4 separate regions of the Homo sapiens genome follow, and all the other regions are linked to region 3. The links are chromatin loops, found by intact Hi-C in ENCODE. Cell type or tissue: heart right ventricle. All regions are shown on one strand. Region 1 overlaps GNAQ (G protein subunit alpha q). Region 2 overlaps GNAQ (G protein subunit alpha q). Region 3 holds the start of LOC124902185 (a long non-coding RNA gene). Region 4 overlaps GNA14 (G protein subunit alpha 14).

What was found. Hi-C counts contacts between places; a loop is a spot of excess contacts. Peaks named below come from ENCODE experiments on the same cell type or tissue, not always from the same donor. Only the 100,000 strongest peaks of a DNase experiment are listed, where the experiment ranks them.
Region 1: it touches region 3 in a loop (3-fold over the local background); 70 of 110 quality-filtered maps call a loop at or near these places.
Region 2: a loop joins it to region 3, with 2.9 times the contacts of the local background. A loop is called at or near these places in 37 of 110 quality-filtered maps.
Region 4: a loop joins it to region 3, with 3 times the contacts of the local background. A loop is called at or near these places in 7 of 110 quality-filtered maps.

Annotation. Positions count from the first base shown.
Region 1 is chr9:77,745,184-77,750,183 of GRCh38, forward strand. All of the region lies in intron 5 of GNAQ (G protein subunit alpha q), which reads right to left. Among named protein-coding and RNA genes, the nearest start is that of GNA14, 99 kb to the left of the region's middle. In heart right ventricle, no CTCF peak of the experiment used is centred here; no DNase peak of the experiment used is centred here; H3K27ac peaks cover 248 bases.
Region 2 is chr9:78,019,660-78,024,659 of GRCh38, forward strand. All of the region lies in intron 1 of GNAQ (G protein subunit alpha q), which reads right to left. Among named protein-coding and RNA genes, the nearest start is that of GNAQ, 9.7 kb to the right of the region's middle. In heart right ventricle, a CTCF peak has its summit at 2,239; a DNase peak (open chromatin) is centred at 2,289; H3K4me3 peaks cover 1,701 bases; H3K27ac peaks cover 3,947 bases.
Region 3 is chr9:77,454,503-77,459,502 of GRCh38, forward strand. All of the region lies in intron 2 of GNA14 (G protein subunit alpha 14), which reads right to left. GNA14-AS1 (GNA14 antisense RNA 1) reads left to right here. Exons shown (of 5, transcript NR_121184.1): 2 at 1,793-2,020. It overlaps LOC124902185 (a long non-coding RNA gene), which reads left to right and starts at 2,581. Exons shown (of 2, transcript XR_007061598.1): 1 at 2,581-2,663. RefSeq lists an enhancer at 892-1,011. In heart right ventricle, CTCF peaks have their summits at 1,001 (motif pointing right), 2,524, 2,730, 3,676 (motif pointing right) and 1 weaker place; DNase peaks (open chromatin) are centred at 2,529 and 3,709.
Region 4 is chr9:77,596,015-77,601,014 of GRCh38, forward strand. All of the region lies in intron 1 of GNA14 (G protein subunit alpha 14), which reads right to left. Among named protein-coding and RNA genes, the nearest start is that of GNA14, 50 kb to the right of the region's middle. In heart right ventricle, no CTCF peak of the experiment used is centred here; a DNase peak (open chromatin) is centred at 2,710; H3K27ac peaks cover 4,061 bases.

The sequences.
Region 1 (5,000 bases), 290 kb after region 3:
TGAACAAGAGGCAGGACAGATGGGAGAAACAGCTGGGTTCTGCCATCTTTACACTCTCCAACACCCAGACTCCTAACCCAGGAAACTGCCTGGAGAGGAGGCAGGGAGGAAAGCTGTTTAGTGCTTCAGTGCTGTAAAACACCTAGGAATACCAAACCTTTGAAGAAAATCTCCAGCAGAAAATACTGAGACCTAAGCAAACGCACCGCAGTGAGTAGGGAAGGGGAAGAAGTAAACAGAGATCACTGTAAAGAGATCAATGCAAAAACTTAAAATACTTTAAAGTGGAAAAAAAAAATCCTCAGATCTTTCTGAAAGAAAAATAGGATACTGATACTGACTTAAGAAAGAAAATGTTTGGAGAATAAAAAGATCTCTTAGGATTTCAAAAAAAAAATCTTATGATTCAGCAGGTCATGCACACACACAAAAAAAAAATCTATGAAAGCCAAAAAACAAAGAAAGATAATTTGAAAGATAATTCTAGAAAATTTCTCAGGAAGTAGAAAAAGCAATAGAAAACTGGAGAGAAAAATAAAAAAATTTTAAAAAATATTTAAAAAATTTCAGAAAAATAAAAAAAGAATTAGTCAAAGTAGTTTCCTCTTCAGCTAAAAGACGTTATAGTAACAGAACACAGAGAAAATGGAGAGGAGGAAACTTTCAAATGAATACTAAATGAGCATTTCTTGGAATCAAATCTCTAGGTTAAAGGGCCCCAGAAGGGCTGGGGGTGGAAGAAGAAGAAAGAATACCTATACCAAAAGAGATCCTTCCTTAAATTTCAGAATTATCTTAGATAAATAAAAGATTCTAAAAACTTTTCATAGAAAATAGGTCACATATAAAGAATAAGGAAGCCGAAGAGCCATGGATTTTTTGAAAGGGATCATTGGAAGACTATGAAATAGTGTTTTCAGAATGATTTATATCTGAGTCTATACCCAGCCAAAATATCAATTAAGTTAGAGGGCAGAATAGGGATATTTTTAGACATGAATGGAATTTAAAAATTATTCCAAGGGTTCCTTGGATCCTTACTCAGAAAGCTACAGAAGGATATGTCCTAGTAAAACAAGGAAATAAGCCAAGGAAGAAAACAACATAGGATCTAGAAACAGGGAACTCAACACAAGAAAGATGTAAATGAACTCCTGGGGCAGCAGTGAAGCAAGGTCCCAGGATGACAAATGTATAAAATGCAACGGAACAACCAGTCCTGATTAGAAAAGACAAAGCCAAAAGGGAGATCTCTGATTTAAAATGAACAAAATGGAACTGATATATTATCTTATATGTTGACCGTGTTTTGAAAGATTTCATAGATCTGTCAGTGAATTAGAAAAGAATCAGCTAGAGATATACACACACAAAGAAACAAAGAAAATTAAAATGTAAGGCAATTAACTCGTGGGAAAAAAAGTTGACCAAAAAAATAAACGAAATTACAGCTGCTCATCAATGAACAATATTTACATTGTTAAATAGTGTAAACAGTGAATTATCAAAAAATTGGGTTATATAACTGTTGAAAGGATGGGAGAAAAATGATGTGGGAATGTTAAGACAGCATGATTTTTACCTACCATAATAGAAGATAATACAATCGACAAATCAAGAAAAAAAGAGTAAAAGCACACCATTTTGAGACACGAAGACAATAACAGAAACTAAGAGTTAGGAGTTAAGGGCAGTCCCCCTGGCTATCAGGAGGTGGTGGTGATGGTGACTGAGAAAGTGCTCTTTAAAAAATTTTGTCTTTTTTAGTTGTTTGGCTTTGTAAACCATTATTTGATAAAAATACAAACTGATTGATTTTTAAACTTAAAAAAAGATATACTGGTTCAGGTGTAAAATACAGTTCTGGGAAGAAGATACATATGAAACAGCTGGTGGTAGTTACCCAAATTTTAAAATGGGGGAGGTAGAGTGGAAACACAGGAGAGTTTTCACTCTCTTCTGTAGCCTTCTATGTATGTGGAATTTTAAATAATGAACATATATTACCTTAGTTATTAAAATAATAAATATATTCTAAGAAAATAATACATTTATTTTATATTTTAAATGTAACAGAAACATCAAAAGGCAAGACAACAAAGCAGCAGACAAGCTCATTGCTGGGAGTGACTCATGGTGCAGAGTTTGATAAATGTCACAGAGAAAACCAGAACCTTTTAACTCCTACTTTTGATCCTGAATACCCTGTTATGAAGAAGACTTTTCATACTGAAAAAGGTAGAGGAGATCAGTAAAAAGTAAGACTGGGAAGACTACTCTAATGAGATCAAGTATCTTTAACTGAAGACTTGACATTCTAAGACATTATCTAGCTTTAGTTATTACCATTTTCATAAACATCAGTTTATAAGATTAGCAAAGCCAGCAGGAATGGTCCAAAGACCCTTAATTTAAATGAAAAACAGGCACAGAATGGGATGATGCATGGAATGAAGTTTGACATACACTGTATTGAGAAAACTTTAGGTATTCTGAGGGCAGCCTGAAGACTCCATGCACCCACCCATAGCACCAGCTAGACAACAGGAAGAGAAGGCGAGAAAGAATTAGTGACAAACTTTCCTACCTTTAGAATGTGTCTTCAGGTTGTAATTCCCGTGTGGGACCTAATTTCTTGAACATCTGCTCTGCGCTAGGTGCTTCACATGCTACCTCAATTAGTTCATGCAACCTTGTGAGATAAAGACTTAAGTTTGAATTTCCCTGGCTACAAGTCCATGGTTTTTCTATTAAGCCATGTTGGATGGTGTCAATTGGTGACATCATCCATGTGAACATTCCTCATGTTTAGATCTAGCAGGACAATGTGGCATAGAGAGGGGTGGTCAGGAGAACTGAGTTCTTAGCCTGGTCCCAAGGCCACCTCTTGGGAAGTCCTTTCACCACTCTGGGGTCCAGTTTCCAAATCCAGAGTCTCCTCTATCTAACATTTTCAGATGAAATAAAATCCAGTGAAAGACATAATAACGGAATAAATATTTTCAGCTATTATCTTAAATGGATTACTTCAATATTCATCTTTTGTTTAAATCTACATCTCATTTCTCTTTAGGTAGTATCTTTTTGAAAAGCTGTCATTTCAAAGTACTGAAAACCTAAAATCTAGGCAATGAAAGTAGAGTAAATGACTGAGGTTTTCCTAAAATTACCCTGGAAAGATGAGAGGATTCAACTACTGTTCTGGGAAATGGAAATAGCTGTTCCCAGCACTCACTCCTCCCCTGATGCTCCCAATTAACTTTTAAGGACAAGCATGAAGCTTTGTAGAGCTTGATGCCTTCTGCAAGCACTACAGTAAATGTGGGGCATAAATTGCCTCCCATTAAGACAACTGTGGAGGATGACAGAAGTAGGTCAGTTTCAAACAACAGCCTAGCTTAGTAGCCTAAGTGGTATCTGTAATTCTAGGGTTGGGGCATCTTTGAAAGCACTGGCTAAAGGAAAAGTTATTTAACCCTTCTTTGCTGAATTTTCCAGCTCTCTCCACTTCTTGAGAGAAAATGTCAACTGTTATTGTCAGATAGAATATGAAAATAGGTAGCACAGCAAGAACATGACAAATGTTTAATAAATTACAAAGTAAATATAAATGACAAGTGTTTAATAATTGGATTTTGGCCCACAAGTGAGGTATGATCCAGGTACTGGAGCCAGTCCAGATGTTGTATCGGACTGGTCCTGTTATAAGCCAGATTCCACCAGTATAAAAAAGTTGAACACAGGGATGGAATGACTCCTCAGGGTAAGAAAGGGAAAGGGGGAGTTCTGAAGGAAGGCCATATTTCTGGCTGGGACACTGGCTTCTGACAGATTTCCAGTGGTTGACTGCATCCAACACTTCAGGCTTCAAGCTTTGGCTCTAGACCTACCTCCCTGCCCCATGTTCTCGACCTTAGCATTTGGGAAGGCTGTGGGGTCTTCACTCTTCACTGCCGCCAGGTTCTCAATCCTTTCCATAGTTTTGGCATTTTCTCTCTCCCCCTGGCTGCCATGGACCCATTCTTGCTTTGGGTCTAAGTCAAAACATCCCACTCAAACCAATACCTTGTGAGGAATGAGGCTCCACTGTACAGAAGCAACGAGCTGATGCCAGTTAAGACCTTATAAAGTGAGGGGTCTTGGGCATTTCACCCCCGTGTACTCCTTACTATAAATAAACACCCTTAACCAGGTGGTAGAATGTTATTCAGGAAAACAGGCAGAAGGCTTTAAATATGTTAGCAGATCCTTCTATCCTTCCTTTTCTCTTTGTTTAGGTTTCCCAGGAATGTCTTGTACAGGAACAAGTTTTTGCTGAGAACTGAGGACTTCAGAAACATTTATTTCCATAAATAATATACTAAATGCATATAATTTTTCTCTAGTTGCTAATACTGGGACTTGGATGGGTCTTCCAGGACAATAGGTGAAGGGTTAATTCCACATACTATACACAAATTGGTATTTCTCTAAAATAATGTTTTCAAACTAATGATAACAATCCACAGTAAGAAATACAGTTTACACAGCAATCCAGTATATTCACACACAGAAACACAGACATATAAAACTAACATTTCATGAAACCATACTTTTCCTTACAACATGCAATGTACTCTATTCTCAATTCCATCCCATCCTCCCTATAAAAAAATGCTAACAAGACCTATTAAATTGATTTTACGACCCAGTAAATGGGTTTTGATGTGATGAAAAAAATATTGTGTATATTTTTTTCATACATTGTAATTGTTCATATTCTGTATTTCTTCACTAATTTAGACTGTTTTATTCTCAATTATACTACAATAGCAAATATTTTGCAAGATTGGGCTAAAAAGTCTCTGTGGCCAAATGAATATATAGTTTTGAAATCTGGCTGCAGATGTGCTGATTGGCAAAGAACATTTAATTAGTCACATAAGGTACATCTTTAAAAAATATTATTTCCACTGAAAATCAGCTATAAACATATTTTCTTTTATAAATACCAAATTAAT
Region 2 (5,000 bases), 570 kb after region 3:
AGCCTATAATCCCAACACTTTGGGAGGCCAAGATGGGTGGATCACCTGAGGTCAGGAGTTTGAGAGGAGCCTGACCAACATGGTGAAACCCCGTCTCTACTGAAAACACAAAAAATTAGCCAGGCATGGTGGCAGGCGCCTGTAATCCCAGCTACTTGGGAGGCTGAGGAAGGAGAATCACTTGAACCTGGGAGGCAGAGGGTGCAGTGAGCTGAGATTGCGCCACTGCACTCCAGCCTGGGTGACAGAGTGAGACTCCATCTCAAAAAAAAAAAAAAAAAAAGAAAGAAAAGAGACTTTAGGAACCTTTAAAAATCCTAGGGAAAAAGTCTGCTCTTAGGCTTGGATGTAATGGCCCAGAACATGAAAAAGACACAAGAGAATACATCCAATTGATAGGTGCCTTTTCTCAGCTAAAAGGTGTTATTTCTACATTACATGCCTCCACTTTGCATGAATCTACCTGGCAAGAATATCTCATGCTATTGCTTATTTATTTATTGCCGTGGGAAACTGAGAGCCATTTTACTATAGGAGATGCAAGCCAAGCAAAAGCAGATTTCCTGAGCAAGGATGTCTCAAGAGACATCTCATAACACATCACAGGATTAGCAGAGTTCTCAAAACAGTAATAGATGCATTTCTATCACCTGAAACAGCTGACAGAAAAAAAAACATGGAGGAAACATGTTGCAAATTTTCTTTATACTCTGTCAAGGGTTTTTCTCGGGACACAGCTTCATGAGAGTTCTATGCTCACCTATTTAACCACCTCTGGGAACAAAAGGACAGGAATGAGTACATGCAACACAAACTACTCCCATTCCACCAAGGCGTCTACACTTACTTGCTCATCTCCCAACCCACCATCTGGGTGAGGAAGGGCACAGTGGATGTGACAATGAGGATGAAAACACGTGGTAGGATGGTGGAGGCGGCCAGAAGAGGCAGCATTGGTCTGGCTCTTCCTGATTGAGAACATCAATCCAAGGCATCAGGCACCTCTCCTTTGCTCTTCTCTCCTTCTCTCCAGAGCCCAGCAAAGACACAATGGCGCTACCCCTATTGGCAACAACACCCTCTGCCCTTCCAAGCCCCACGGGACTCCCTATTACTCTACTTTACCCTATGTCTGTTCTTTTCCCTGGCACTCATTCAACTGCAAATGTGAGGTCAAGGTAAGGAAGCCCAACGCTGATAAGTTGATGAGGAGAAGGCCCTGGGCCAGGAGTAAAGTGGGCCTAGGAATGCCAACTGCCTGCCTGGCACCTCCAGTGGAATTAAGCTTTTCTTACATTTCTCCAGAACTAGCATGAGAGTCCAGCTGCTCTTTCTTTGGCCACAGAGTCTTTGTCCAGAATGCAAACGAGGAACACAGGAAGCTGCTTTTTTTTTTTTTTTTTTTTTTGAGACAAGGTCTCACTCTGTTACCTAAGCTGGAGTGCAGTGGCACGATCACAACTCACTGCAGCCCTGACCACCCAGGCTCCTAAGTAACTGGGACCACAGGCATGGGCACCCACGCCCAGCTAATTTTTGTATTTTTGGTAGAGACCAGGTCTCACCATGTTGCCCAGGCTGGTCTCGAACTCTTGGGCTCAAGCAATCTGCCTGCCTTGGCTTCCCAAAGTGCTGGGATTACACGCGTGAACCACCACACCTGGCAAAGCTGATTTCTTAAGGTTTCTCTGATCATGGTCATACCAACTGAGAATGGCTCAGAGGCCACAGCATTAGATATATTTTAAGGCAAAAAATTATAAAAATCTTTTACTTCTTTGTATGCATGCTATAGATGTTTCTACCATTATCTGTTTTTCTGCTTTTAATGAAAGCCCCAAGAAAATAAAGGCACAGTGATGGAAAAAGAAATGAACACACAAAATCCATCCAATGTTTAATTCTAAATCTTTCCTGGAAAGCCCTAGAAAAGAGACCTGCTAGCTCCAAATATAAAGCAGCCCCCTAGATGTGCCCTGCTGGGCATTCCCAGTGCTCAGGCTCATTGGCCAGCCAGCTGTCACTGAAAATGGCAGAGATGGGCTTGGGCAACAAGATTATTTGCAGGCAAAGGGAAAGCAATGTTGTGTTTGGCTTCAGTCACACATACACTAAAGAGAAGCAACGCTTAAAGCCCAATGAAGAAAAAACAAACAAAAAGAAGTAGTAAGTCAAAGGAAGCTGCTTGAGGATACGGAAGAAAAGACCCAGTCCTGAGCCGAGCAGCGCTGGAACACTGCGTCTCTCGGGCTCCACCTCTGTGCCTCCCAGGATATCGCCCTTCCTGCAGGAAGCAAGAGACCCATGCTGATATGACAGGAGGTTTCTGATACCATTTCTTGTGAAGACATTGCAAACTATCAGCAGCATGCCAGGCGGCACCAGGGGAGCTCTGGACAGACTTGCTAAGGCTTCATTCACAGGCCCCCCTCAAAGTGCTCCCCACTGCAGGGCACTCAGAGTTATTACAGAGGTCAAAGAGAAGAGCCAGGCCAACCCGAAGGAGCCCACCAGACCTGGCAATGCCTCCTAGTAGAGCCCATCACTGCTGGAGACAGCAGCAAGCTTAGACCCTTCATCCAGGGGTGAGTTTGGGCAGAAAGTGGCCGAGACGCCAAAGCTGCAAAGGGGAAGGAGAAAAAAATTCAAAGTTCAAATGGTCCTTAGAGATCATCTGCTGCAATCTCCTCATTCTACAGGTTTTTATAGAAAAAGCAAATGATCAAAATACCCTGAGGTTAGTTATGTGGGAAAAAAAGATTCAGTAAGCAGGGCAGGAATACTTCACCCCACTTTCAGTCACAGATTTTAGAAAAGATATATGTAACGAATCCAAAATGCACAGCCATAAAAGGTGCTTATTTAGCCAAAAATAAAAAATAAAAAACTTTCACAAAATTAGTCTGCCATTGTTTTTAAATTATTACATGTCTTACCAATGCTCAAAAATATATCACAAGAGTTACAGAGACAAGAGAGTTAAACCTGGCAATCTTTTAAAGGCAAACTGAACAAAAATTAAAGTCATCTTGTATTATTAGAACAAGTCACAGGAAATGGGTCATCTCTCTAGGACAAGAGGAAAATTGCATTTGCCATCTGCAGAAAGAACGCATACTATAATGAAGGAGCTCTGCAAAGCGCAGGTCCTAAATATCAATTCACATGGCAAGAAAATACCAAAACAAACCCACCACAAAAATGTACTCAGGCTGATTGGGTATAACAAAAGTAAAGGCCACTGCTATTGCCATCACCCTTAACTATCTGTATGGAAATACAATCAGAAAAAGATGTTAAGGCTTGCAAGTCACTGAGAAGAGGGTTTTCAAATCATTAAGTGAGGAAGATGCCTACACATGCCTACAGCACCTTCTCCCCTTCCAGCATACGCACTGCATCCGATTCTGAAACCCACTGGTCCGTGATAGATTATCCAGCACTGGCTCACTAACTCTCTGCTGGTAATCATGAACCAATCTCAAGTCCCTGCCCTCTGGAAAAGGAAGGAGGATTTTACATTGTGTTCAGTAACAATTTATTTTTGCTTTACGGACCAGAGTAAGTATTGCAAAAGAAAGTTAATCATTGCCTAAACACACACTCACAAATTCCTTCCTTTGAATGTATTAAAGCACCCAACTTCCCCTCTCACCAGCTCACAGCCACATGATGTCTCACAGAAGCACCAACTTGGAAGTTCTCTAAATCGTATGCAAATGTGCAAGTCAGAGAATCTGAGGAACCTCTTTAGCATCTGTTTAAGAAAGATGTGATGAGGAATTAAATGGGTGGGTGGTATTCACATGAAAGGGATGGGTAGGGGGGCTACAGAAATCACTGGTAGACTGAAAAGGGACTGGGTAAATCACAGAAGCATTCCTCTTTAGAAGCAACTAGATGCCTGCAGTTACCAGTAAATACATGGTGGTAGAAGATCTCACCAATCACCCTGTTGCCCCTACAGTAAAAGAAAATGTAGGAAAGAAACAATAAAAATGAAAAAAATTTTTCAACATAAAAAAGAAACAAAAAAATTCTATTTCTATTTTTTAGCAAGTGATGCTGATTAAAAAAAAAATTCTTGGAAAGCACAATTAATTCATGATTTTAGTTTTCCAAAGGGAAAAAAAATGAGGCTATCTCCTAGAAATATATGTAACTATGTGTCTAAACATCACTGTTCGCTTCCGGTAACAGAGCCAAAAAGTCTGGCTAGATCTCTTTTTCTTTAATTTGTGGGTCAATTATGTGTGTATAAACACACACATATTGTATATGTGTGTATATACACACACACACACTATAATGGCATTAGTAACATTTTCGTTCCCAACTGCACCACAATCCATTACTTGAAAACAACTATTTTATTTCTAAAGCAGACATATTGTTCACAATCCATGATTAATCCTGTAATAAAGGTGCACAGATTGTCAGATTTCAAAGAACTTGTGTGTGTAACAGCTTTCCATTGGAACAGCTGGATCAATTGCTATTGGCTTTTAACTGGAAACAATATGAGAATGTTCAACCGAAACATTGTCCCAAGAGAACAAATGAGAGGAAGGCAAGAAGGCAAAAACTGTTCCATCTTTAAAACGGAATTCCTTTCACTGTGCGCCCGGTGGCCCACAAAACAGCAAAGAGGAGTGGAAAATGGAGGACATATGGATGATGCCTATTAGAAGAAAGCAGGGAATTTAAATTCACTTCTTCCGATTACCCTCCATTCTTTTTGGAATCCAGCTTTCCACACACATCCCTAGTTACTGATAATAGAATCATCAGGAATTGCGATAAAGATACAAGAGCAAGGATCTTTGCCTTCACGGAGCTTCCAATCCACTTAGAAACACAAGGTAAAATCATCCGCATTCCCCAGTCCTGTGATCCCCAGGAAGCTCCTACAATGGCCTTCAGATTATTTTGTCTCTTTCTGTGTATGAAAACCCAATAGAAAAGCCAAAGCCAGGAAGGATAAAGTCAGAAGGGCATGT
Region 3 (5,000 bases):
TTATCTGATAATAGTGGGGACGGGGAAAAGGAACAGATGAAATTCTTTTATTTTGGTGGCAACTGGCCATCAGGATTTTTTTTTTTTTTTTTTTTGGAAGTGAGACCCCTGGAGTTTTCAGGTTCCTGTCCATTCTGAGACTGTTTCTTTAGCCTGCTCCTTGATTCCATGACCTCACTATAGCCTTTCCATAAACTCTCTTCTGCAAATGTGAGTCAGTTTATTTCTGTTGCTTACAACCCAGAAACCTGACTCTCTGCCCCACCAGTAGAGCAAAGGCCTTTCTAATGCGAACAGTCAGGGTCAACGAAAAAAGTTGTTTTGCTTTTAATGTGACACATATATTAGCATCTCCCATGAATGTTTAGTTTGGGAAATGCCCTAGATGTTCTGGATTTTATTTCTGAATCTATTCAAAGGCTGTGGATTCCAGCCATATGGTTTGCATTAGTTTTCTATTGCTGTGTAACAAATTGCCACAAACTCAGCAGCTTGAAACAATACCTTTTGATGATCTCAAAGTTTCTGTAGGTCGGAAGTCCAGGCAATGGTATAACTGGGTTCTCTGTGCAAGGTCTCACAAGGCTGAAATCAAGATGTTTGCTGGCTGTGCTCTCATCCAAGCTCATTCAGGCTGATGGCAGGATCCAGGTCCTCAGGACTGTAGGACTGAGGTCCCTGTTGTCTCATCAGCTGTCACCTGAAGGTCTCTCTCAGCTCCTAGAGGCTGCCCTCAGTTCCTGGCCATGTGGCTCTCTCACAGCATGGCAGTATCCTTCTTCAAGGCTAGCAGAGACTCTCCTTGAACTCTAGATCTTCTTTAATGGGCTGATTAGGTCAGAACACCCAGGATTATCTCCTTTTGATTACTTAAAGCCACTGATTAGGGACTTCATTACATCGGGACTTCACTTTGTATATCCCATAATCTAATCGTGGGAGTGACAGCCAACACTGTCCTGCCCACACCCAAAGGGGAAGAGATTATGCAGGACGTGTACACCAGGGGGCGTGAATCTCAGAATTCTGCCCAGCACATGGTCTTGTTCCCAGTTCTCTGGGGAGCAAAACTACCTCTTACTTTTCCCTCGGCTTATATTTTTAAAGTGTCTACGATACCTCATATAGGGTTATTGTTAGGGTTACTGTCTCTGTTCACATGATGCCCCACATAAGGAATATATATTCTTGGAGTTAAGAACCAAGACCCCTTATGCTTCGCTGAGAGACTGGTAGGTTTTGCCTTGTGGTCCATAGGAATCGCATGAGTGAACCTGATTCTCTTTTCACTTTAGCTAGTGGGAAGCTCAGAAACAAATATGTGGCTAAGTCTAAGTAACTGAGTAGAAGTTTATGAGTACTTGTATCTTACAATACCTGTGTTTCATTCCCCCACAGGCCCCTGCCCAGCCTCACTCTTTCATTTTAATTCAAAAACTTTTCTGGCACTGATTACTATTTTAAGGTAGACAGTCTTATAAGTAGCCTCTAATGTGTTGTATAAGGAAATAGGGTATACATAAAAATGAAATAAAATAATAATAATAGCTAATCTAAACTGAGCCATTATTGTGACCACCTAGTATAAGCATGATCATATATGATCTTTACAACCACTCCAGGAAATAAGATACTTTAATACCCTTATTTAATAGATAAGGAAACAGATGAGGCCTAGAGAAGATAAGAAGTAGTACCAGAACAACCATTCAATTCCAAGCGTGCCTGACCAACAGAGCCTAGGCTGTTAACCATCACACCCTATTGATTTAAATACATTTACATTTTAAAGGAAGGAAAGAGTGGGGACAGTTGGCTGCCTGTGCAACTCTCCAGACTAGAAAGAGACCATTACACATGTTGTAAAGCCCAGAGGAATAGTTTTCTGCACATCTTGCCTGGCAAGTGCTCTTCTACAATGTAAAACAAACTTCTCTGAAGTACAGAACTTGGTAATAGCTAAACCCCGCTTGAAAGTAGAAAACGAAGTTCCAGAAATAGAAGAAGGGCTTGGAAACAAGTAAGTAAGCATTTTCCTTGGTAAGTTATAAACAGGTGTAAGAGAATATCTGACACCAAGACCCAAAAGCACGATGTGACTGTTTCCATATGGAAGACTTGCTAATATTCACCGTGGAACTGAGGAGTAACGTATGTTCTTTCTAAAACAGAGTATGAAAAACTAGAGTTGATAAGACACATTCTGAAGGTACATCGCTGATGCCAGCCCACATTCTTTAACCCTACTCCAAAGGATATTATTTATACAATAAATATAATATAGTTATTGGAAAATATTATAGTAAAAATAAATACAATATTTAAAAAATAAATCAGCTAATAATTATTGTCAGAGGTTTACATCCATATCAATATCAATGTGATGTTTATGAAAAAAAATAAACACAGCTGACGAGTTTACGTACTTACCTAGGACCATAAATAGCCTTGACTAGGGACAGCCAGGACTTAGGTTTCATGCCTGTGACTCACTAGGATTCACTGTGACTCACGACGCCACGTAGTGGCAGCTTCCACAATTGCAAGCCCATTAACAGAAGCAAGACCCAGGGTGCTTACTTTATACCTAACACTTACAAAGTTTCAGCCAGAACGACGTAGCTAGGTTTTATCTTGAAGTCTGTTTCAGAGCTAATATGAAGGTAAGAACCCAGGCATTCTGACCCTTTGAGAAAGTGGGAGCGAGAGAGAAAGAGAGAGACAAGGAGAGAGAAAAAGAAAGAGACTGAGTTAGAGTTTAGTGGAAGGCGCATCTTTGCTGCAACTTTTCAAGTTAGTAGAATATTATCACCAACACAAAATGCCCCTTGGGGGTCTATGTTCTATAAATTCGAATTTTATTAGTAGTTCTTTGAAGTACATAAAAATTGACAAGAGAACTTAAGTTGCTTCCTGCAATTATAAAGTGAATGAGTGGTAAAGGGACTAAGCCCAATTGTGTATGCCCGTAAGCTTTCCATAGTACTCCATCAGTGTCTTATAGACAGCTCTGTGTGATGGACCGGCAATGCCCTACCGGAGTGTGAGAAAGCAGCCAAGAGGGCAGCTGATTTCCCTTGCACACAAGGACACATGTGAGGTTGTCCTACTCTTTGCACTGAATTTAACTACATGTTTCCAGCGACCACATTTCCCATTGACATGCCTTTTACTTCATAAGCACCTTCATCCGGGCTATAGACACCCTCACGCCGCCCAGCCTGCTACTCTTAATAAATTTTCAAAATCCTGCTCCAATGATAATTCAAGTCTAGTTTTGTAGTAGTTCTCCCTCAACACCAAAGCTTACAGATTTTTAAATAAAAAGGTCCTCCTTGGCTCACAGAGAATCATCCAACAACATTCCTTGCTCTGCTTTTTTTTTTCTTTTTCTTTTTTCTTGGTGTTTCACTTTTTCCACTCTTTTCAATTGCTTGAAAAACTCTTAAGCACACCAAAACAAACATCTGGGTCACAGCTTGCTTTAATGATGTGCTTTTGAAACGGTGGTTTTAATCCTGGATGCATTTTTGGTTGTTTTCCTTTTGTAGTGATAGCCCACAGGCATTTCTGCCTGGGATCGGGATCATAATGAGGGGAACAGGGCACTCCAGATTTCCCAAGGGCCTGCTTATTAACACCCCAGCCTTGCGCTTCTCAGAGCGTATGTCCTGTCTTTCCTCTAGATGGCACTGTGGAGCAGAGGCGACTGTCTTAGGGACCCGCTTCTTCCTCTATCAGCCATTACCCACTTCTCTGCAGGTGAAACCAGGCCCAAGTGCACAGCTTTGAGGGGGGAAAAGAAAGTCTCCTGGGAACTCTTTGCAGCCTGGGGAGAATGTGGAAGCAGTGGATGTTCTGTCTGGGTAGCAGTGTGGCGGACTAGGAATGCGCTGGCCACGCGCGCCTGAACCTGCAGTGGGTTTCTGATGGATTAGTGACTGGTGAGAAGACCCCATCACAGTAGGGCACAGTTAGCGAAAGTTCCGGATTTAGTTAGCCCAGATATCAAAGTCTCATCAGAATATGGTTGCCAAATAAAAATACAGGACATCAGTTAAATTTGGATTTCGGATAAACAACAAACGCTTTTTTAGTATAAGGATGCCCCACGTATTTGAAGAGAACTTGCACTGAAGTCTCTTCTCAATTTACTGTACTGTTTTCCTAGAGTAAAGATACTAAAGAAATCTGTGCACTTTTGTATCACAGATTGTTTATCAACATCGAGGGCTTTTCTCTGGCTTTCAAAGCAAATTTGGCATTAGCAGGGCTACATCCCGAGGGGACACAGCAGAAATCAGGGCCCATTTATTCCTGAACAGTATCTCTACTGTGCTTTCCAGAGTTCCACAAAGTCCACCTCTCTGCAGAACCTAAGCTCCTTTTATCACAAGCTGGAGGGGGGGGGGTTGTCCTCTTCTCCCCCTTGCCCAAGACTCTAGCCCCACCTCCTCATGGCACTCTGTCACCAACAATAAGTCATCGCCCTCCATCCCTTGCTCATGATAAAAAAGTAAGGGACATGCGCAACAATGAGAATGTACTTAATGCCACTGAATTGTACACTTAAAAATGGCTAAAGTGGCTGGGTGTGGTGGCACGCGCCTGTAATCCCAGCTACTCAGGAGGCTGAGGCACAAGAGTCACTTGAACCCGGGAGGTGGAGGTTGCAGTGAGCTGAGATCACATCACTGCCCTCCAGCCTGGGCGACAGAGTGAGACCCAGTCTCAGGGAAAAAAAAGAAAAAAAAGAAAAAAGGCTAAAATAGCAAATGTTATGTTAGGTATATTTTACCACAATTAAACATAAGGAGCAGGGGGATTGTCTTACTGTAAGATTGCCTGCAGCTCAGCCCAAGCCCAGCCTGCCCTCACCTCAAAGTCTTCTCCAGTGCCCTCCTGCCTGGGTAATCCAAGCAAAATGACGCCTGGCCTCGCCTCCTGTCTGCTTCCATGTGCTCTTTCCTGGGCAGTGTGCAGACCCAGGATGTCTCTTT
Region 4 (5,000 bases), 140 kb after region 3:
ATCTCCCCTGCAGGTCTAGAGTTCACAAATGCATTTCTAAGTGCACTGCGTATAAAAAACATCTGGCATCACACATGCTTCTGAACATAAAAATAAAGGCCACTTCATATTTTTCTGCAATATGACAGCCTTCTCTCTGAATGCCAGTTACACCTAAGCTCATCATTTATAGAGGTCAATAAACAAATGTCATTGACTGCATCAAGCAGAAACGTAAATATTGAGATTAACAAAAAGATATAATTTTCTGAGTGACTGAAATTAAGCCATGTTCATTGAGCTGATTATAACAACTTTCAAAGGATGACAGTGTTTTACAGTGATTTTTTTTGTTTCTGAAAAGAAACTTGTTGCATATAACATTGTATTGCACAACTGATTTTTGTTGTTTTACCTAGGATTAGAAACAGGTCTGAGAAATCACAAAAACTCCCTTTTAACAAAGGTTCTTGCTGTACCCTACGCCTCCTCGCCTACACCTCCCTCCTGCATCCCATAATAAGTGCCTCTGATGCTGTGGTGTGATATGGCATAGACTATATGCTTGTTGGGGGCATATGTCAGGTGGCGACATGCGGGGAAAGGAATAGGAAGAAGAGATTATACCGATCCCAAAATGATCCAAAAAGGAGAAAAAGGAAGTGTGAAAAGAAAATAAATCTTGGGCCCCCAAATCTCTCAGCTATAGGGAAAAGTCAAGCTGGGAACTGCTTAGGGCCAAGCTGCCTCCCATTCTATTCAGTCACCCCTCTGCTCACTGAGATAAATGCATATCTGATTGCCTCATTTGGAGAGGCTAATCAGAAACTCAGAAGAATGCAACCATTTGTGTTTTGTCTACCTATGACCTGGAAGCCCCTCCCCACTTCAAACTGTCCCACCTTTGCTTCGAGTTGTCACACCTTTCCAGACGGAACCAGTGTTCACCTTACATTTGTTGATTGATGTCTCATGTCTCCCTAGAATGTATAAAACCAAACTGTGCTCTGACACCTTGGGCACATGTCAACAGGACCTCCTGAGGCTGTGTCATGGGTACACATCCTCAAGCTTGGCAAAATAAACTTTCTAAATTAACTGAGACCTGTCTTAGATTTTCTGGGTTCACAGAAACTTGGGCATTTTACTATCTTATTTCAAGTCTTGAATGTCAAGCCTGGTGGAGTTTGTTGAACAATGTTACAGCTATTGGCAGCACTCCCAACAAACAACATTCCTCAGGACCTAACTTGACCCATCAGAACTGCTCTGACAAACCAAACGTCTTGCCCTTTTAGTTCCTTCTAGAGATGTTGCATTTGTACCATGTAAAACCCTTTTCGTCTCATAGCCTGAGTCTCTGGAGAAATGATGAACAAATTTAGCAAAAAGGGCTGTAATTCATCAGCCTTGAGTGGACACAGTATAACGTTAAAGACAAAACTGAGTTTTGAAAACAAAACCAGACACCATGCTCAATCATGTTGAGGAACTTGATGAACAGCTTCTGCCCCAATTCAAATGATTCTTTTTCTGACCCATTTTCTTCAATAAGCTTTTAAAATATCGGTCTTGCCTATGGTTCTATCTTCAGTGCTCGTCTTGGTATTAGGTTGGTGCAAAAGTAATTGCGGTTTTTGCCATACTTTAAAAAAAGTGGCAAAACCCGCAATTACTTTTGCACTAAATGAATAGAATCTTTTCCAAGAAGACAGAAAAATAAGCTATTTGATAAAACTCTCCCATAAAATTTCTCCAGTAAAATTTTCTATTAAAAAACTTTTAGGCCGGGCATGGTGGCTAACGCCTATAATCCATCCCAGCACTTTGGGAGGCTGAGGCGAGATCACTTGAGGTCAGGAGTTCGAGACCAGCCTGGCCAACATGGTGAAACCCCATCTCCATAAAAAAAATACAAAAATTAGCTGGGCGTGGTGGTGCATGCTGAGACAGGAGAATAGCTTGAACCTGGGAGGTGGAGGTTGCAGTGAGCAGAGATTATTCCACTGCATTCCAGCCTGGGCAACAGAGCAAGTCTCCGTCTCAAAAACAACAACAGAAAAAGCAAAAAACTTTTTTGTCAACATATGGAACCTCTTTCCTTTCATCTATACTAAAACCTTGCTGGTATGTTCCTTAGTCCATTTAGACTTTTTGTGCTAATTTGGCAGTAAGTTATGGGGCTGGGCAAAGAACTCTATTACTTTTAGGGGTTCTATCACCCAAAAAGTTTGGAGCTCACACTAGTATACTTCTGAGTGAGCACTCTTTGTATTCCCATACCTAGGGAAGAATGGGGTACACTAGACAAATATTTGTCAATTGAATGAACAAATAGAAATCCAATTTATCATTCCAGGTCCAGCTCCAAATCCACTCCCATGAAGACTTCTCTAATCACCAAAGTCTGCAGTGATTTCTGACCCCTCATGTAGTTTATCACGTTACACATTTCTCTCTCCAGTTATAAATTACCTCCTCAGAGCAGGTTTGGGGTACTCCTTTGTATCTATTACAGCACCTGGTATTCTGCCTCAAAGACAGTGCCCTCTGCTCATGAACACATCAGAGAAAACATAAGACGCAACTTTCCCTCAAATCCAGAAAACCAGAGGATTTACTGGCATATATGTGGAGATTCCCAATGCTCCGGAAACTCAAGTAAAAAGCAGGGAACTAGGGCCAAGCCATTCTTCACAGAGTTCTTAGTAATTCCTGATCTAACCCTGACTGGAAGGCAAAATAGCAGCTGGTTTCTGGGAAAAGAGCCAAGAGGGTGCTGTCCTTCCAGCTGTCTACACTCCAATCAGCTGCTTTAAAGAGTCGTCTTTAGGAGCCCCCAATTAAGGGAAAAACACCATGGTAAGTACTAAGTTTGATTGACCAGTTCATTCAATACCATGATCCAGTCATTATTTATTTGTTGAGCACCTATTATGTCTAAATAATAAACCATGAGCTGGAGATATAAACAAGAACACCACTGCCTCTGATCTCAAAGGGTTACAGGACATCAGGGGAGACTGACATGTAAATATTTATTAAGCAATGTAAGAAATATGAAAATATATAAACACTCTACTACAAGCATTCAGAGAGGGAAATAACTTACTCACTTGGAAGGGTCAGGAAATTTTTCAGAGTAATTGATATTAGAGTTCAGTTTGGCAAAATGGATGAGATTGTTACCAGATGTAAAGTAAGGAAACAGTACTCTAGACGATGATGACAACATTGGCAATATAATAGCATAGCTGGAACAAGCACTGCTATTAACATCTTTGTTGTTTGAATTTATTCATCAAGTTATTAGGTCATTCGGTAAAATAAAGACCCTGGAAGAAAAAGCCACAGAACGGAGAATTTTTGAATAGGGGGAAGGAGAATGGCAAGGCCCCTCTGCTGGGATTCTGAGCATCCCTGTAAGGGATAATGGGCCGTTCCTGCTACACAGAGGGTAGTAAATGAGGACTGAACCCGGCCCAGTGGATTTATTCTGAGCAGTAACCTTTTTCCAGTTCCCACAAAGGGAGTATGAAAGCTCATTGTGACTTTGTCAGTAAACAATTTGATAGTCATACAGAAAACAGGGCTGAGTAGAGGCAAATGCCAGTTTTGTAATTTAGGATAAGCATATGCCAGCCCCGGGGAGCCTGCCATGATCTGCTTCCGGGAATGGCTTGGTCAAGTACAGATGCATTGGGAGGGTGTGCTGGGCAGCGCGCTGACATGCCGTCGGGCCTCCTTCAATCTATGGCATTTCTCCTAGTGAGACATCCCTTCCGTTCTCCATCACACCAAGTTACATTGAGGTTTAAGATTATAGGTGTCCGTCTCCCAGGATGAGGTGGCTAGTGACAGGAATAATGACAATTAAATTTTAAAATCTAGCAAAACAAAAAATTGTAACTATAGAGTATGCACTGACATCATAAAGTATCTCAATTTTAAAAGCAAGGTAACAATATTTCCTTTTTCTATTAAAAGTCAGTGATCTGCATGTATAATTAGCTTGATTTAGCCATTCCACAATGCATACATACTTTAAAACATCATTTGTACACCATATATTGATTTTTGTTTGTCAACTAAAATAAATTAATAATAATAACAAAAGCCAGCTATAAACAGCATGAATGTCCTTGTTTGAGGGCCTTTTCACAACTCTCTGGTTAAAAATGTATTGGAAGCCCAGATTTGATTCTGATAGTGCAGTTAAAGGAGAGAGGAAAGCCAAAGTACACCCCTTTTCTTCCGTGCAATTCGCACCAGTAATTTTTTTCCCAAACCAGCTATTTTTAAAGACGGTCACGTCCCTATTTTGACAATAGAGTTCAAGAAAGAGCTTTCATCAGTAAAGACAATTTTTTAAACCATTTTTTCTTGTGAAACTGTGAGAGCAATTGATTTCTCCTTTAACTGCTACCTGGCGTACACAGGTATGAATGAGTATTCTCCTTGGCACAGGTGGGAAACTTGTAGTCTCCAGTCTTTCCTGCACAGGCCCAAAAGATACAAACTCTCTAATGTGTGTCACATGGCACCCCGGCGTTGGCAAAACCATACTCGGTCAGTTTCCTTTAAGAAACTCAGGGTAGACCAGAGAGCAAGATGAGGAATGAGAGTGTGAAAAACAGATTAGGGCCGGACGCAGTGGCTCACGCCTGTAATCCCAGCACTTTGGGAGGCCGATGTGGTTGGATCATCTGAGGTCAGGAGTTCGAGACCAGCCTGGCCAACATGGCAAAACCCTGTCTCTACTAAAAAAAACAAAAATTAGCAGGGCATGGTGGCGTGTGCTTGTAATCCCAGCTACTGGGGAGGCTGAGGCAGGAGAATCGCTTGAACCCGGGAGGCGGAGGTTGCAGTGCGCCAAGATCGCGCCATTGCACTCCAGCCCAGGCAACAACAGTGAAACTCCATCTCAAAAACAAAACAAAGCAATAAACAGATTAGGAGTGAAGAAAATGATAGACACAGGAGGCGGATAAGGAAAGGGTCGTCCGAGAATCTCCGATGCG